Linked DNA regions of Homo sapiens: region 1 is linked to region 2. Evidence: chromatin loops called from intact Hi-C (ENCODE). Cell type or tissue: Calu3. All regions are shown on one strand. Links, peaks and the distances in the headings refer to the core of each region. The heading gives the core; the rest is flanking DNA.

The links. Hi-C counts contacts between places; a loop is a spot of excess contacts. Peaks named below come from ENCODE experiments on the same cell type or tissue, not always from the same donor. Only the 100,000 strongest peaks of a DNase experiment are listed, where the experiment ranks them.
Region 1: it touches region 2 in a loop (4-fold over the local background); 2 of 110 quality-filtered maps call a loop at or near these places.

The regions. Positions count from the first base shown.
Region 1 is chr20:45,066,780-45,075,125 of GRCh38, forward strand. It overlaps STK4 (serine/threonine kinase 4), which reads left to right. Exons shown (of 11, transcript NM_006282.5): 11 at 8,239-8,346. Among named protein-coding and RNA genes, the nearest start is that of KCNS1, 30 kb to the right of the region's middle. In Calu3, for the core only: no CTCF peak of the experiment used is centred there; a DNase peak (open chromatin) is centred at 4,692.
Region 2 is chr20:45,010,415-45,018,760 of GRCh38, forward strand. The region is part of intron 9 of STK4 (serine/threonine kinase 4); the gene reads left to right. Among named protein-coding and RNA genes, the nearest start is that of STK4, 48 kb to the left of the region's middle. In Calu3, for the core only: a CTCF peak has its summit at 843 (motif pointing right); DNase peaks (open chromatin) are centred at 857 and 2,477.

The DNA of each region.
Region 1 (8,346 bases), core at 304-8,303, 56 kb after region 2:
ACTGATGGAAAAATAATTTGGCATGACCATAATTTGAGTCAGAGAAAGTCTCTTATTAAAATTCCCACAAGGCTTATTTAAGGAGCAAGATCTTTTGAAACTAATGGTGTGGTACTTACTTAATCCACACAAGTTATGATTTGATTGTCATCTTCTTTGATTTTTCTGCTTGGCTTTCTGTCATCTGATGAGAGATTACTGCATTACCTGAGAATCTCATCTTATTAGAGTCACCTCTACCTAAACTAGAATCCATTCCTAAATAGTAACATACTCGCATCAAGAAAGAGTAAGTATCCTCGGTACTAAATTAGTGCTCTAGATGCCTTTGTACATTTTTTTTGTTGCACTTTTCCGGACTTTCTAGTGGCCAGTGTTGAGGTATGGGATGGTATGATGGTGGCTTCATTCAACTTTTTAGCTTCTATCGAGCTTCCCTGTCATCTTGCTAAATTCCAAAGGTGTGTTCTTTCCTCATTCTTGGTCACAACAAAACATCACCTGAGACGGGATCAGTCTGACTCGCCCAACCAGAAGGGATGATGTGTTTGAGAAATCCTGTTTGTGACACTGGAGGAAGAATTGTGACTGTTCATATATGATACATATGGAATTGAAACTTGTCCTTAAAAGCTCTGGCAGGTCTCTCTTTGATGGTTTTTAGGGACAATAGACTTTTGAGGTGAGAGTTTGTAGTGGCAGAGGAGCAGAACTTTGAAATAGGCCTAAACCCTGTACTTTGGATATGGGCCAGACCCATTTGTGTTCCCTATGGGGCTGGTTGACAAGGGAAGAGGAAGCTCTACTATACATTCTCATGTGTTTAGTGTAGCTTAACTCTGCTGATTCAAGATGGGCTAATTGTCAGTGTAATTCCTTTGAATTATCTCTGTGATGAAGTATCAGCTGGAGCTTGCCAGTGGCACTCTGGGCCAATTATGCAGCCGACTTTGAAAAATGGTATGATTCAGAATGTCAGAGTTGCTAAGGTGATTTATGAAGAAATCAGTTCCCATCAGCCTTCATTATTCATAGAGATGCTGGGAATCAGGACTTTGCAGTGACCTGGCCCAGAGGAAATAAACCAGGTGGGTATGATTTAGGGTTTCTCACATAGAGTTCAATAGAGGTGCCTCTGTGTATGTGGTATGTGTCCTGTACCGTGTTGTGAGCTCATCTTAGAGCAACAGCAGCTATTATTTACATTACATACTTCCTCCATTTCCCAAAAAAGGATATAAGGTGGTAGCCTTCACTTACCCACTTTCTTTCTGGTGGATGCATGACATTATGTTATATACCTTACCAATACCTCCAAACCTCACAACCGCTGTTGTAGAACGAATAATGTCCTCCATTGAAAAATGAGAAAATTGAGGCACATATTAGATGATTTATGCAAAGGCATCCAACTACCAAGGGCAGAACTCGTATAGAACCCGGTCCATCTGACTTAACACCAGTGCTCTTGCCCCTAACCTGAGCTGCTTCTCTGACAGGTGTATTGCCCTTTATATTCATGTTGCCCAGCAGTGTTCCTGGCCTAGCGTAGCTGCCAATAAAATTGATTGATTTGATTTGAATCATATTCAGCACCCTGGAGTCACTGCACGTCAGCAGCAGCACCATGTGTGTAGTAGGCACTTGGTGCCTACTACAAAAGGCACAAAAGCAGCAAAGTAGATAGCATACCCATTTTACAGATGAGAAAACGGAATCTCAGAGAGGACAAGTAACTTGCCTAAAGTCACCCGTTACCACTAGTGGCATTTCTGAATGTGAGGGCCATCTGATGTATCTAATATCAGCTAAATTCATAATTCTTCCAGTCTTCCACATTTTTCACAAACACACTCCCATTTCCAGAAACCCTTCATGTTTCTTCCAGTTGCTTGTTGTCTCTTCTAATTCCTTGTTGTATCACTTAAATTATTTTCCCACTCTTATCCTCAGTGACCTCATCTCTAAAAGGAGGATAATGATGATACCTACCTTACAGATGGATTAAATAAAATAGTGCAGACAAAATGTTGAGTTCAGCATTTAACAGATGCAAATGGTGAAGTAATTAACATACTTCTTCCATATCTATGTGTAGAATCCAACAGTAACACAGCATTTGTATCCTGCTAACAGAGTGAGGCTGAACTTTAAACTAAAAATATGTCTACTTTAAGATACAACACATTTCCAGAGATCACATCTTTTAAGAGAAATCTCATCTGCACAAATGTTGTTGCTTTTACTTATTCAGACATCCTTTGGCAGACATCAGACCTCATCAGACTGGGTAAAGGCGATGGTGAGGGAATTCTAGGTGTTAGACAATAGTGAGTGAGTTCCCATAAGACATTAGTACTGTCAGGCTCGGAGCCCGTCCTCTTCCTTTACCCAAGACTGATGTGTTGCTTAGCCTTATGATGGCAAGGAAATTCTAAATAACCATGATTAAGAGGCTTATTTTAGTTTCTCCTTCCACTGTGATCTCTCCCAGAAAGAGACTCAGAAATCCTTATACTTGGTCTGATCTCTTCAGCAAAACCCACCTTCAGTAGCAAGCCTGTGGCTCTAGGGTTGGCCCTTATTTTGTCTTGTCCAGCAGGATGGTGTCTCTTATTCTTTTGATGATCTCATTCTTTCCAAAGTGTATTTCTTATAACAGAAGTTCTTTTTTGTTTGAATAAACAGTTTAAATGGACATGCCTTTAGAGATAACTTAGCCAGGACTGGAGCCCTGCTTCTTATCAGACATTACAAAACACAGACATTCTCATTAAGTGAACAGAGATTTCCTTTGATTTCAAAAGAATGTTAAGGGGAATTACTTTTAAGTTTAAAAGCTCCTTGAGGGCAGAACGCACTTCTTATTCTACACTGACTCTTCTTAGCACCCATCCAGAACCTTGTTGCATATGATGATGCCCCATGTAAGCTTGCTTCATTGGTTTCAGTGGCTTTTGTTCTTAGTTGACTAGAAATGAAGGATAATTTATTCATTTCTTCAACCAGTATTACGTTTAGCATAGTAAACAAGACAAGGTCAATCCCTTACAGAACTTATATCCTAGTAAGAGAGACAAGTAAAAGAAAATAAATAAAAATAATTACAAGGTACATAATTGTTTTGAAGAAAACAAGAGTCTGAGATAGAGGATAATGGAGAGGAGGCAGTCTTTCTAGATAAGATGGTCAGAAAAGGCTTGCCTGCATCCTCTGAGGAGTTGACATCTAAACTAAAACCTGTAGGTTAAGGAAGAACAGGGCATGAACCATGCAGGCAGAAGATTCATTAACTCTGTAGGCCACTGAGGCTGGAAAAAGTATGGCCTGTTTGAGGATCTGAAATAAAGTGTAGCTGTAGGGTCCTGAGCAAAAGAGGGAGTAATAGATTATGAAGTTGGAGGGGAGGCAGGGGCCAGCCATATGAGGCCCATGTAGCCACTCATGAGTTGGATTTTATTCTCAGTGCAATAGGAAAGAAACCTAAGGGTGAGGTGATTGGATTCATTTCTGTGTTTTTAATTATGTTTGTTGCTGTGAGATGATGGCAGCCTGGACCAAGGTAGATGGAGATGGAAAAAAGTGGTTGGGTTTGAGTTATACCAATATTTCAGGGACAAAATTGATAGGACTGCTAAAGGATTGGATGTTGGCAGGAGGCGGGGGTGAGGGAAAAGGAAGGATCAGGGATGATTTTGAGCAAATGGAAGAATGATGATACCATTCCTGAGATGGGGAAGACTGGGGAGTAAGGAGACAAGATTTGGGGATGAGGAAGGGATGTGACTCAAGAGTTTTGCTTTGGATGTGTTAAGCTGCAGATTCTATTAGCGTGGTGGCTCACACCTGTAATCCCAGCACTTTGGGAGGCCAAGGTGGGCAGATCACCTGAGGTCAGGAGTTTGAGACCAGCCTGGCCAACATGGCGAAACCCTGTCTCTACTAAAAATACAAAAATCTAGCCGAGCGCAGGTGGCAGGCGCCTGTAATCCCAGCTACTTGGGAGGCTGAGGCAGGAGAATCGCTTGAACCCAGGAGGCAGAGGTTGCAGTGAGCTGAGATCTTGCTGCTGCACTTGCCTGGGGGACAGAGCCAGACTCCGTCTCAAAAAAAAAAAAAAAAAAATCAGATCTCATCAGGCTTACTATCATTAGAATAGCATGGGAAAGACCTGACCATGCTATTTAATTACCAAGATTTAATTACTTTCCACTGGATCCGTCCCATAACATGTTGGAATTGTGGGAGCTACCATTCAAGATGAGATTTGGGTGGGGACACAGCCAAACCATATCACAGATTTTTCACGAGATAATCAGGGACTGAAATATCCAGTGGGAGCTGATCTGGATGTGCGAGTATGGAGTATGGGTATCACAGAATAGAGAGGATATTCACATCCTATGGGATAGATGAGGTACTGAATGGGTGATATTTCCCATACCTCGTGAAAACAGCTCAAGCTACTTACATGGCTGGATTGAGAATTTGCTGCTTCAAGATTCTGGCTGTAGCAAAACTGTAGAATCACAGTTATTTTACTGCAAGATATTCATTTGAAATGTATTTATGCCACCAAGGACCAGGAAGGTGAAATGCTACACTTGGCGCCATGAAACTATTGTCTGAGCTTGTTTTTCGGAAAAATCCATATCTGGATGATATGACTGAGTCATCAGCAGTGCCTGGCTGGCTGTGTTGTAATAGGTCAGATGTAACTTAAGCCCCAAAGTTCTTAGGACAGCCATAAATTAGTCTGAAGGTGGCTGAGATAAGGCAAGGGTGCTTGTTGCCTCCAGATTAGAATCAAGGGCAACAAAACTGCCTAGAAATTGGAAACCCAGGAGAAGCTTTAGGCTAGAGACAGGCAGCAATACTTTGTGAGAATTTTACTAACAGAAAAATAAGGAAGATACAGAATCATGTTTATCAAACTTGAGGATTTATAAGAAATACCTGTATAGCTTCTTTATTTTAGTTTATTTTTATTATTATTTATTTATTTTTGAGACAAGGTCTTGCTCTGTTGCCCAGGCTGGAGTGCAGTGGCTCAGTCACAGCTCACTGCAGCCTTGGAGTGGGCTCAAGCGATCCTCCCATCTCAGCATCCTAAGTATCTGGGACTATAGGTGTGCACCACCACACCTGGCTAATTTTTTTTCCCCCGTAGAGATGGGATTTCACTATTTGCCCAGGCTGGTCTGGAGTTCCTGGGCTCAAGCAATCCTCCCACCTTGGTCTCCCAGAGTGCTGGGATTCAGGCATGAGCTACCATGCCCAGCGTGAATACCTTCTTCAAAATGCAAAATCCTGTACCTCACCTCCCAGGGAGTCTTATTAAGTAGCTTTGGACTGGGGCTCAGGAATCTGTGTTTTTAGCAAGTGATTCTGATACAGGTGATCCATAGGTCATACACTGAGAAACATTGAGTCTGGAAAGACTTCTGAGATCATCTAGTCAGCCCTGTCTTACAAATGGGGAAATTAAGGTCTGAGGAGGAGAACGGGCTTGCCCAAAGTTGCAGAATAAGTTGCAAAGTCAGTGCAGCTCCACTAACTTATATGTCTTCATTTTGCAATTTATTCTTCATCCTAGTGGCTAGATGAAAAGCAAGTCTACCCTCCTAATTCCCAGCTCCCCTTCTTTCACACTATTTTTTATTTTCTTTTTTCCAGAGCACCTTCTAATATAAAAATAATTTACTAATTTACTGTGTTTATTGCTATTTTCCTTGCTTCATTAAAATGTAAGCTTCACAAGGGCACTGCTTTTTGTTTGTTTGTTTGTTTTCATTAAAGTAGCCTATGTGCCTCGAATAGCACCTGACCCATAGTAGGTGTTCAATGAGTATTTATAAATGGATGGGTGAAAAATATTTTGTTAAACTGTACATAAGTTAACAGGTATTATGTACCAGCCCTTAGGCATTAGCATGAAATAGAGTAGAATATTTTCTTTTTCACATGTTTGATTCTAGCTTGAATTAGAGGTTACAGAAACAGCTTATTTATGGAAGATTAATTAGAGACTTACCAATCATATGTACAATAATAATAAGAATAACAATAGCAACAATAACAACAGTGATAACATCCATTTGTGGAATATTTACTATCTGCCCAACACATACTATATGAAGTTCTGAGCTAAGACCATCAGACCATTATCTCATGTAAGTCTTAGTACCGCCCCAGGGTGGAGGAACAAAATAGTATTGTCTGTTTTCCAAAGGAGGAAACCGAGGCTCAAGAGGTGAAATTACTGTTTAAGGTTACATAGCCAGTACAGATTTAGGACCTGTGATCCCAAAGATTACATTCTTAACTACCAGTTACATTCAGTAGTAGGCTTGGGGAATTCTCTCTTTGCAGAAGGAATTGAAAATGCCAAAGACTAGGCAAGCATTGCTATTAGGGGTGTCCTTGGGCCAAGAACACCAACCTCTAAGGTAGTATAAAACCACAGGCTGGAAAGATGCATTTTTTTTTTCAGCCCGACTTTCCAGCATTTACCCACACTCTCAAGTCTTCCATTCTCACATTACAAAGAACCTTTCGTCTTGAACTATTAGGGTTTTCTCACTTCTCAGACACCCTCCCTGAAGCAGGCCAAGGAAAATTCCTGTGGTGACAGGCCATTTCTAGGGAGGCCACTGTAGCACTTCACACTTGCTCTCACCCCACCCACTCAAGGAAGGGTAGACAGACAGAGGGCCCTTTACCCAGCTCCTATACTACTTTCCTGTGGAGACCTCAGGAAAGGGCCGAGGATCATGATTTTCTAAATGTGGGCACAACAGACCTCTTGTAAGACTTTGAGTTCTTGAAACACTGTACCTATTAAACTGGTTGTGAGCACACAGAATAAAGTATCACCACCCACTGTGGATAATGTCAGCATTCATTCCCACCCCTGACAGCCAATATTGGCCAGGCTTGGAATCACTGAACACACATGGCAGCAGAGTCCCTTGCCCCATAGCTGCAGACACAGGTTGAACACTGGTGTATCCCTGGGCTTTTATGAAGAGAGAGGCTTATAACACCCATTGCCATCTTTACACACACAGTGCAGCAGGTACTGTGCTGAGAACTTTACAGCCGTGATCTTATTTAATTCTTACAATACATGTGATGAGACACTGCTGTCTGACTTCTGTAGATGGGGAAGGCCTGGAGAGATTGGTAACTTGACAGAGTCTCATGGCATCTGCAACAGGCAGAACCACATTTTAAACAAAGGTTGAGTTACTTCTAAAACCTGTGCTTTGCTAGTCTTCTGTTCTGCAACACTGGTTAAGAGCATAGACTCTAGAGCCATGCTGCCTGGGTTTGAGTCTTGATTCTGCCACTTACTAGTTGGGAGACATTGGGCAGGTTACTTAGCTACCCTCCTCCTTGGGCTGTTCATCTGTAACATAGGGATAATAATGTCCTTGTAGCATGGGTTGCTCTGAGGATTAAAGGAATCCATATATGTAAAGCACTCAGTGTCTGGTGCATAGAAAACACTAAATGCCAGCCATTATTATTAATTTATATATCAACTCATTGTTTTTCTTTGGATGATAGAAACTTAATCTCAGAAGTTTGAGGTTTTTCTAACTACCCACCCTTACCCCAACCCCTGCCAAGGGTTGCGTCTGTATTCCCAAGGGGCTTAGACTGTTACCTGGTATATAGTAGCCTCAAGTAAATGCTGGTGATGATAATAGGGCAGTGCCAAGACATTGGGGGTGTGGGAAGGCAGGGTTAGGGGATGGCATCTGCGCCTCATCAGCATCGATCCTCCATGGTGTCGTATCCTGAAAGTGGGAAAGGCGCTGTCCAGATAGACGCTTATCTCGTAGACAGAACAAGAACGGGGAGGCAACCATTATTTCACATACAGCAAGTTACTGTTATTTTAATGCCCTAACAATGAATCTATATTTAATTAACTTAAAAGATAGGGGAGGTGAGAGTATTATTCACTAAGTTCTTGGTCAAGGCACATTAAATCAAAGCGGTTAGCACTTAGATCTCTTCCAGGGATAAATTATCTCAGACAAGCTTCAAGGTATGCCATGCTTTGGAATGAATTGTCACTTTCCAACCACCACCACTCAACCTGTGATCTGACCACAGTGTCTTCCTCCTGTCTCCCTTCCCTCTGGGTGCCTGGGAAGGCTGGGCTTCTGCACTGTTCTGCCACTGACTTAAGCTTTGTCGTGACTATACCTTCCACTTCTCTTCTAGCTTAAGAGTTGGACAGTGGAGGACCTTCAGAAGAGGCTCTTGGCCCTGGACCCCATGATGGAGCAGGAGATTGAAGAGATCCGGCAGAAGTACCAGTCCAAGCGGCAG
Region 2 (8,346 bases), core at 191-8,190:
TGTTATAACTGCTAATAATAATTATTAGTGATTAGGCACTTAATATATACCACACACTGTGATTTATCCTTTAAGCATTTCACATATTTTGATCATTACAACCATGCTGTGTGGTAAATTGAACCATTCCCTGTTTAATAGCAGTTGAAACCCAGTTGCAGAGATTAAGTAACATACTTGTGATTATATAATGAGTAATAGAGAAGCCAAGATTTGAACCCAGATATGTTTGATTTCAGTGGTTATGTTCTGAATCATTAGATTATACTACTTCTAGCAGAGCCCCTTTATCAAGTGTTGGGAGCTGGGACTAAGGCTTATGTTACAGATCATGTGTTGGTGAGTCTCAGCTTGTAGTAATGTACTTCTCCTTGCTGGTTATTTTGATAACCAGTTACTCTACATATGTCCTCAGTATTTCCAGAAAGAAAGGACAGATGGTTTTCAAAGGGAGCATGCCTCTGATAAGCTAATGATATTGTTACCTCTGAGGGAATTTGTTTTGGATGTATGTATCTGAATCTATAGGAAGGAGTCAGATTGCAGTTGGAGAGAAGGGATTAAGGTGGGATTTGATTGATTTTAAGTGGCCTCAAGCATACATGTGAGAACGAAAGAGGCAAACCATGGTCCACGTTACTTGGAAAACCTCTGTCTGGATAAAATATTAGATTGGGGATTTTGGAAGGCTTCTTCTATTTGTCTAGATATGTTCTTGTTTTTGTTGTTGTTTTTGTTTTTGAATAAGGGCTCTAGAATAGCCTTGTTTACCTCCCCAAACAGCAGGACACATTATTGAAGTGACATGAGAGGGTCTGTGTCAGTGTTAGGATCATTGTGCATTCTCTGGGCCAGCAGAGGGAGCTCTGTATTAAGTTAATGGGTTATAATCGTGTTCCCATTTGAGTTCACAAATCCCCTTTATATAAAAGTAGCCTTTATGCTAGAACAAGACCATTACTTATTCATTCTTAAGTGTATTTTAAGTAACCGCAGTGACACTAGGGCAATGTCTTTATTTTATTTAGTTGGGAGATTGGATACCTCATACTTGGCAAAGTTCAAATAAGAAGTCAGCCAAAACATCTCAAAATAGTCACTTTTTCTCTCCCTTCCCAGATTTCTCAGTGGACTTGACACAATTGGTGTTCTTTTTCTGTAGCATGGTACCATGCATATAGTTTTTAAACTGTAATCAGCTAAAATGGCCTTACTTGAATAACTGAATAAATTTTTTAAAAAACCTAATAATTCTTGTGTAGAACTGATTTGAAAGTTCTTGTGTAGAACATACATATATATATATATATATATATTTTTTTTTTTTTTTTTAAGTCAAGTTGTTGGGAGCCAGGACTAAGGCTTATGTTACAGTAAATAACAGTAAAAATATATATATTCCTGATATAGATCAGGAATTTGTTTTTGTTTACAATATGAGCTCTAGTAGTCTGTTTTATTTTTCCATCTGAAAGACTTGCTTCCTCCCTCTATCCAGGTCTTTGATCCTGTCACCTTCTCAGTCCTTCTTTGACTATTTGTCTGCAATAGATTTCCCATCCCCTTATTTTTCTTTTCATCACAGATTACTTCTTGAAATTTATATCACTCTTCTCCGATACAAATTTTTTTTTTTTTTTGAGATGGAGTCTTGCTCTGTCACCAGGCTAGAGTGCAGTGGCGCGATCTCAGCTCACTGCAACCTCTGCCTCCTGGGTTCAAGCAATTCCCCTGTCTCAACTTCCCAAGTAACTGGGACTACAGGCACGCACCACCACACCTGGCTAATGGTTTGTATTTTAGTAGAGATAGGGTTTCACTGTTTTGGCCAGGATGGTCTCGATCTCCTGACCTCGTGATCCGTCCACCTCAGCCTCCCAAAGTGCTGGGATTACAGGCGTGAGCCACTGCACCCGGCCTCTCCCATATAAATTTTAGGATCAGTATATCAAATTTTATAAAATACTACTGGAATTTTGACTTAATTGCATTGGATACACAGATTAATTAGGCAGAATTGCCATCTCTGTGTTAATTCTTTCTATGCATGAACATGGTTTATCTTTCAATCTGTTTGGTCTATCTTTTATATTCTTAGATAATTTTATAATTGTACCAACAAAGATGTTTTAGAGCTTTTTGTTAAATCTATTTTTAGATACTTATTTGTTGCTATTACAAATGGCATAGTTTAAAAAACTTTTGTTTCTAACATTTTTCTTCTATAGACAACTACTGTAGATATTTATGGACTGTTTTATTCATTGTAACAGGTTTTATGGAGATTGCCTTTTTAAAAAAATGGAGACAGTCTTATTGTCTATGAATTATGATTATAGTTTTTCCTTTTGATCTTTATATATAATCTTCTTCTTCTTCTTCTTCTTTTTTTTTTTTTTGAGGCACTGTCTCACTCTGGAATGCAGTGGCGCGATCCTAGCTCACTGCAGCCTTGAATTCCTGGGGCCAAGCAATCCTCCTGCCTCAGCCACCTGAGTAGCTGGGACCACAGGCATGTGCCACCACACCTGTGATTTTTTTTTTTTTTTTTTTTTTTTTTTTTTTATAGAGATGGGATCTCCCTGTGTTGCCCAGGCTGGTCTGGAACTCCTGGGTGCAGGTAATCCTCCTTCCTCAACCTCCCAAAGTACTGGGATTACAAGTGTGAACCACCAAGCCTGGCCAAGGTTTTTTTCTTATTAAGACCTCCAATACAGTGTTGCATAGTAGAGCTGGTAGTGGACATTCTTGTCTTGTTGCTCACTTTAAAGAAAATTCTTGGGATTTTTTACCATGGAGTCTGATTTTGCAGCAGAATTTGGTCGATACCCCTTAACAGGCTAAATAAGTTTTGGTTTATTTTTAGTTTAAGAGGTTTTATTTAAAAAAAATTCTTTAATTAATGTTGTTTTGTCTTTTTTTAATTTGAATAGTTAGCTTTTTAATTTTCTTGCTTACTAATACATTTAATCAACATTGTAACTTTTTCTCTTAGTTCTGTTTTAGCTGTATTCCATACATTTTCATATGTGGTATATTGTAAATATTTTTTTCCAGTGTGTAGTGCTTGTGCTATACACATTTATTTTTTAACCCATGAGTTATTCGGAAGTGTTTTTTAATAGCAAATGTATGATTTTTAAAAACTGCTTATTTAAAATTTTTAATTTATAGAATTGTGGTTGAAGAGTGTGGTCTGTTATATCAATTCTTTGTTATTTTTTGAGACATTGTGGCCTAACATGTTATTAATTTTCATTAAATGTGCTTTGTGTGTCTTAAAAATAATGTATTTTCTAATTGTTTGGTGCAGGAATCTGTAATTAGCAATCAGTTGCTAATTGTCTTTCATTTGTCTATCTTTACCAATTTTTGATACTTGATCTTTTAGCTTCTGGAGATTTGTTAAAATTGTTAAATTGTTAAAATTGTCACTGTGTGGTTGTGGGTTTTGTTAATTTTGGTATTACTCACATATGTCATCCAAAATAATATACTGGTGGCACTGAATACAATTGGTAGTACTGTGAAAATGATGGAATTTTTTGCATATTTTCTCTTTTATATTAAATTATATATTTTCTCTTTCTTTTATCTTAATATGCAGAAGAATAGTTTCACCATTATCCGTTTTCAAGCAACCATTTTTTTAAAGCAGAAGAATTTCTTCTGTTTTATTTGATCATTATGAAATAGGGTGTTAATATTTAGAGCTAAAATGAAAACGGTCCAGGATGTGGTGGCTCATGCCTGTAATCTCAGCACTTTGGGAGGCCGAGGTGGGTGGATCACTTGAGGTCAGGAGTTCGAGACCAGCCTGACCAGCATGGCGAAACCCCATCTCTACTAAAAATACAAAAAATCAGCTGGGTGTAGTGGGGCGTGCCTGTAATCCCAGCTACTAAGGAAGCTGGGGAAGGAGAATCTCTTGAAACCGGGAGGCGGAGATTGCAGTGGGCCAAGATCGTACCACTACACTCCAGCCTGGGTGACAGAGCAAGACTGTCTCAAAATAAAATAAAATAAAATAAAATGGAAAGGATTAATTTTATACTTGATGTAGAAAGAATCCAAGCTTTCACAACATTATTAAATATTTAAAAAGTATATATTTGAAAGCAAAAAAATATTTTTTTTTTAGTGGCAAAGATAACAAAAACATTTTGGAGCAACTGAAGTAGCTTGATTTGCACAGACTTGTAGTTTAGCAGTTAAATGCTTTTGCCCCTCATGAGGAAATGACAAGCCAAAGGATGGCCACTTGCAGTAACATGTACTCATCCACTAAAGATTTGACATGCGGCGGTTCTTCCTCTCAGGATTCATTGGCGATAATGTCATGGTTTTCTTGTCCTTACCACATTCCCAAGAGATGCATAGCCCTGGTCACCCCTCCTCATCTCCAGGCTTAATAGGTCAATGGGAGGCAGAACTTGGACTACTAATTGAAAGAATGTTTCCCCTGACCAAGCCTTCAAATTAGATTCAGTGAATTGAAGGGAGTGAGATGATGATTCCTCTTTAAAACTTGTACTTAGTGCATAAGATTCTAATTTTTCTCCCAGAGCAACAGCCACATTAATCTCTTTGAAACAGAATTTTAAAGCATAATGACATAATTAAGTTAGGGCAACTAAGAGACATGTTTTAGTTAAATTACTGAGATAGTATTTTGTGGTAAAAACATTATGTGTTTATAGTTCCTCAGAAAGTCCTAAGTTTCATGAAGGCACCTATTGTTGCTGTGAGTTTCCTCATGTTGAAATCAGGTGAAAGGCTAGGCTGTTGTCAAAATGATTTTACTTCAACACCGTCCATCAGATACTGATTTCAGAGCTGCATAAGATAGGAATTCTTGACTCAGAGCCTATTTTCTTTCCATCTGCAGTTTGAAAGGGGTTGTTAGAACATTGTCTCCCTTGTGTGTTATCTGTCTTATTCTCACTGACTCAGATTATGGCATTTGCAAGTACAGTAATTAGGACATAAAGTACTGCAAGTATTTTAACACTTCTTTTACCACGGTAGCCTTACTGTCCAATTTCTGATCCCTTCAGGATTTAAACATCTATCATCAGAGTATTGTGTTGGTGTATGCTTGCCACTCACAGTCAGCATCACATGAGAGTTTCAGACAGCATTAGTCCAGTTATGCACCCCAAAACTAAAGCTGAAAACATTTGATTTTGTTGGAACCCTATCTCTGAGTAAGGGCAAGAGAAGGACAAAGGAGTAGTGGAGTGAACATTGATTTTTAGCATCAGTCTTTGGCTTGAAACTTTGCTCAGGGTCTTACAGACTACGTCACCTTGGTCAGGTTCTTTCTTTTTTGATCCTCAGTTTCCTTGTCTGAAAAAATGGGGCACCAAAGTTCCTATTTTGTAGTTTTGTCAAGATGATATGAGATTGTATGTGTAAAATATTTAATGTGTAAATGCTCAAAAATGGTAGGTATTATAGTAAGTCTTTTAATGTATGAGAGTGTTTTTTTCATTGGACGTAAACATTTCTTCAACAGTGCTACTTTTCTTCTTCCTAATTCCTTTTCTCTTGATACTAACTTTTTACTAACTTTTAGTTTTTGCTCTTGGTATTGATGATGTTTTGTAGGTGCCACCCCAGGAATGCCTGAGTGCTGGCATGAACATGGTTGAGCTAAGGGAAGGTCACTTGTCAGTTTCAGTAACATTTTACCATTGTGCCGAGAAGAGAGAGGGAGGCTCTGTGTGGTTTGTGTCTGTGTGTGTCTGTGTTTTAAATTCCTTGGCAATAAGATGATACATGTTTTGAGAATCTATTAAATAGCCCAGAATACAAGGTGACGGATTTTTAAGAGGGCCAGACTTTAGATACACATGAGCCTTCTTTTGTAAAGTTTCAGCCTCTTATCTTAATACAGTGGAATTTATTACCGACTGGATTTTTTTTCCACCCCCGAAAGATAACCACTGTGGTTCACTGTGCATTTTATCAGTAGCTCCCTCGTGGGTGAGATTTACAATAGAAGAGCAGACATCTTGGTACTTAGGTTTTTCTCACAGTTTCAAAAATAATTCAAGGTTGTCCTGCCAGAGTGGAGACTAAATCCTAATTGTTTGTGCAGTTTTTCTTATTGTATCCAGATGTTGGGCCCCCTTTTATCTTTGGAAACCATTAGCATTCTTGATTCTTTTGGAATGAGCCAAAAAGCACAGAACTCCTGATGCCTGAAAATTCATTCAGAACACCCTGCCAGACCACATTTTAGGATATGAAAGTACCAGATCTCAGTATAACTTGAGTGAAGGGCTCAAGGCCTATATATTTTGAAAGATAGCTACTCCAGTATAGTTATATTGGTAAAAGGAGAGCCAAGAACAGCCATGAGGGAAATACATTTTTCAAGAGAGGGCAGTAGCATAATGGTAATGAAGAACATAGGAAAGTGAATCACAAACAATATACTTTGGTCCTTAAGCCTAAGAGGCAGATAAATCTTTCTTCATCAGTTAGTGGAATATATTATTTCTCTGTTGCTCTAAGCTTGCTGTTCTGACCTTCTTTTGTTCAGCAAGAAAATGGAGATACATTTTTAAATATCAATTTAAGTGGATCTATAAAGAAAAAGCAGATGATTCTTTTCAAATGTTTATGCTCTATAAATATCAATTTGGAATCAGTATTTGTTTATAATGAATATTTAATACCAACCAAGAAGCATTTATTAAATAGTCACTATGTGTCATTAACATGTAGAGTATGAAAACCAAATGAGGCATTCACTGCTTTCAGTAACTTATATATTAAAAGGGGAAGATGACATTTGTCATTATCATTATCTAATACTTATGGCATGTGTACTGTTCTAATTGTTCTAATTCCTTATGTGTATAGAGCATTACTCTAGGCGCTTCAAATAATAGTATTTGATAATGATGCGACGTAGGAGAAAGGACTTCTACATATGAAGGTAATAATATACTAAGACAAATGCTAGGTAAGTGGTACAGGAAAGCGTTAAAGGATTTGTGAAAAGGAAGGCAATGACTCAGATATGCAGGAAGGCTGGGGAAGGATGTTACAGGCAGGTGCAAAGTCAGAAAGGTAGAAATGTGTTTTCATTATTCAGGTTGGCCGAAGCAGATGTGGGTGTTGACTGGATTTTGGAAGACTTTGAATTTGAAAGTAAGGAGTTTGAACCTGATTCTCTTGTTAATAGGGTATCTGAAGACACTTTGACTAGGAAAGTGATAAAATGGAGTTTCAAAAGACTGTAAAAGGTGAGACCAATTAGGAAATTCTTGCAAGAACCAAGATGTGGACCATTCTCACCTGTGAACATTTTTTATCTTTTTAGATGTGCTGCCACTATTGCTCTAGTTAGTAATCCTTTGAATTTTGGATTTAGCTCTCTTTGAATTTATATATTTCAGTTCACCAGAATTAAAACAGCTAGAGCACCATTGCCCAGAAATTAAGTCCATTCATATAGAGGCAGTTACTGAAACTGCTTAACTGGAAGAGTTATTCTGGGCTCCAGGGAACCTTATAACTTATGATTCCAGCAATTCTTAGTGGTTTCAAAGGACATTCAAAGGAATATTTATGGCTGTACACAGCTACTTGGATAGTAACCAGTGTAATTAAATGAGCTGATACATGTAAAGCACTTAGGTGCCTGGTAACAAAAACAAAACCCAAAACCACACACTCATAACAAATGTTAGAAAAAAACAAACCCTGTGATAAGAATTGCACATTAAGGCATACTATTCCAAGCCAGAGGAAAACATTTGCAGGATTACCAGAGTTGTTGTTGTTGTTGTTGTTGTTGTTTTTCCTGCAAACATTCATGCATGAAACAGAGAAAAAAAATCAGGCTCTGCCCAGTTCTCTGGTTTGCACAGAATTAATTACAATTTAAGTAGAAAAGAGTCATTGTAGGAATTAAGGAAACAGTAGGTTGACCATATTGGTTTACTTAGTGACAGTCTGGAAAATGAAGGTTTGAAATTGAAGGTCATGAAGTTTAAGGTCTAGTAGATGGTCATTCCAATGGAACAGTGGGCTTCAGTCTTTGGTCAAGGTCCTTCCCAGTTATGACTACCTAGACATTATGTTGTAGTTCATATGAATCCAGAAATAAGAGCAAATAGTTAAGGAAAGGTGTCTTGCTGCTTAAAAAAAATTGAGTTACTGACATATAATTTACACACCATACAATTTGTTCATTTAAAGTGTACAGTTTAATGGTTTTTAGTTTATTCACAGAGTTGTGCAACCATCACCACAATCTAATTTTTAAAATTCTATCTAATTTTTAAAGTTCTACTTTTTTTTTTTTTTTTTAATTTGGAGACAGGATCT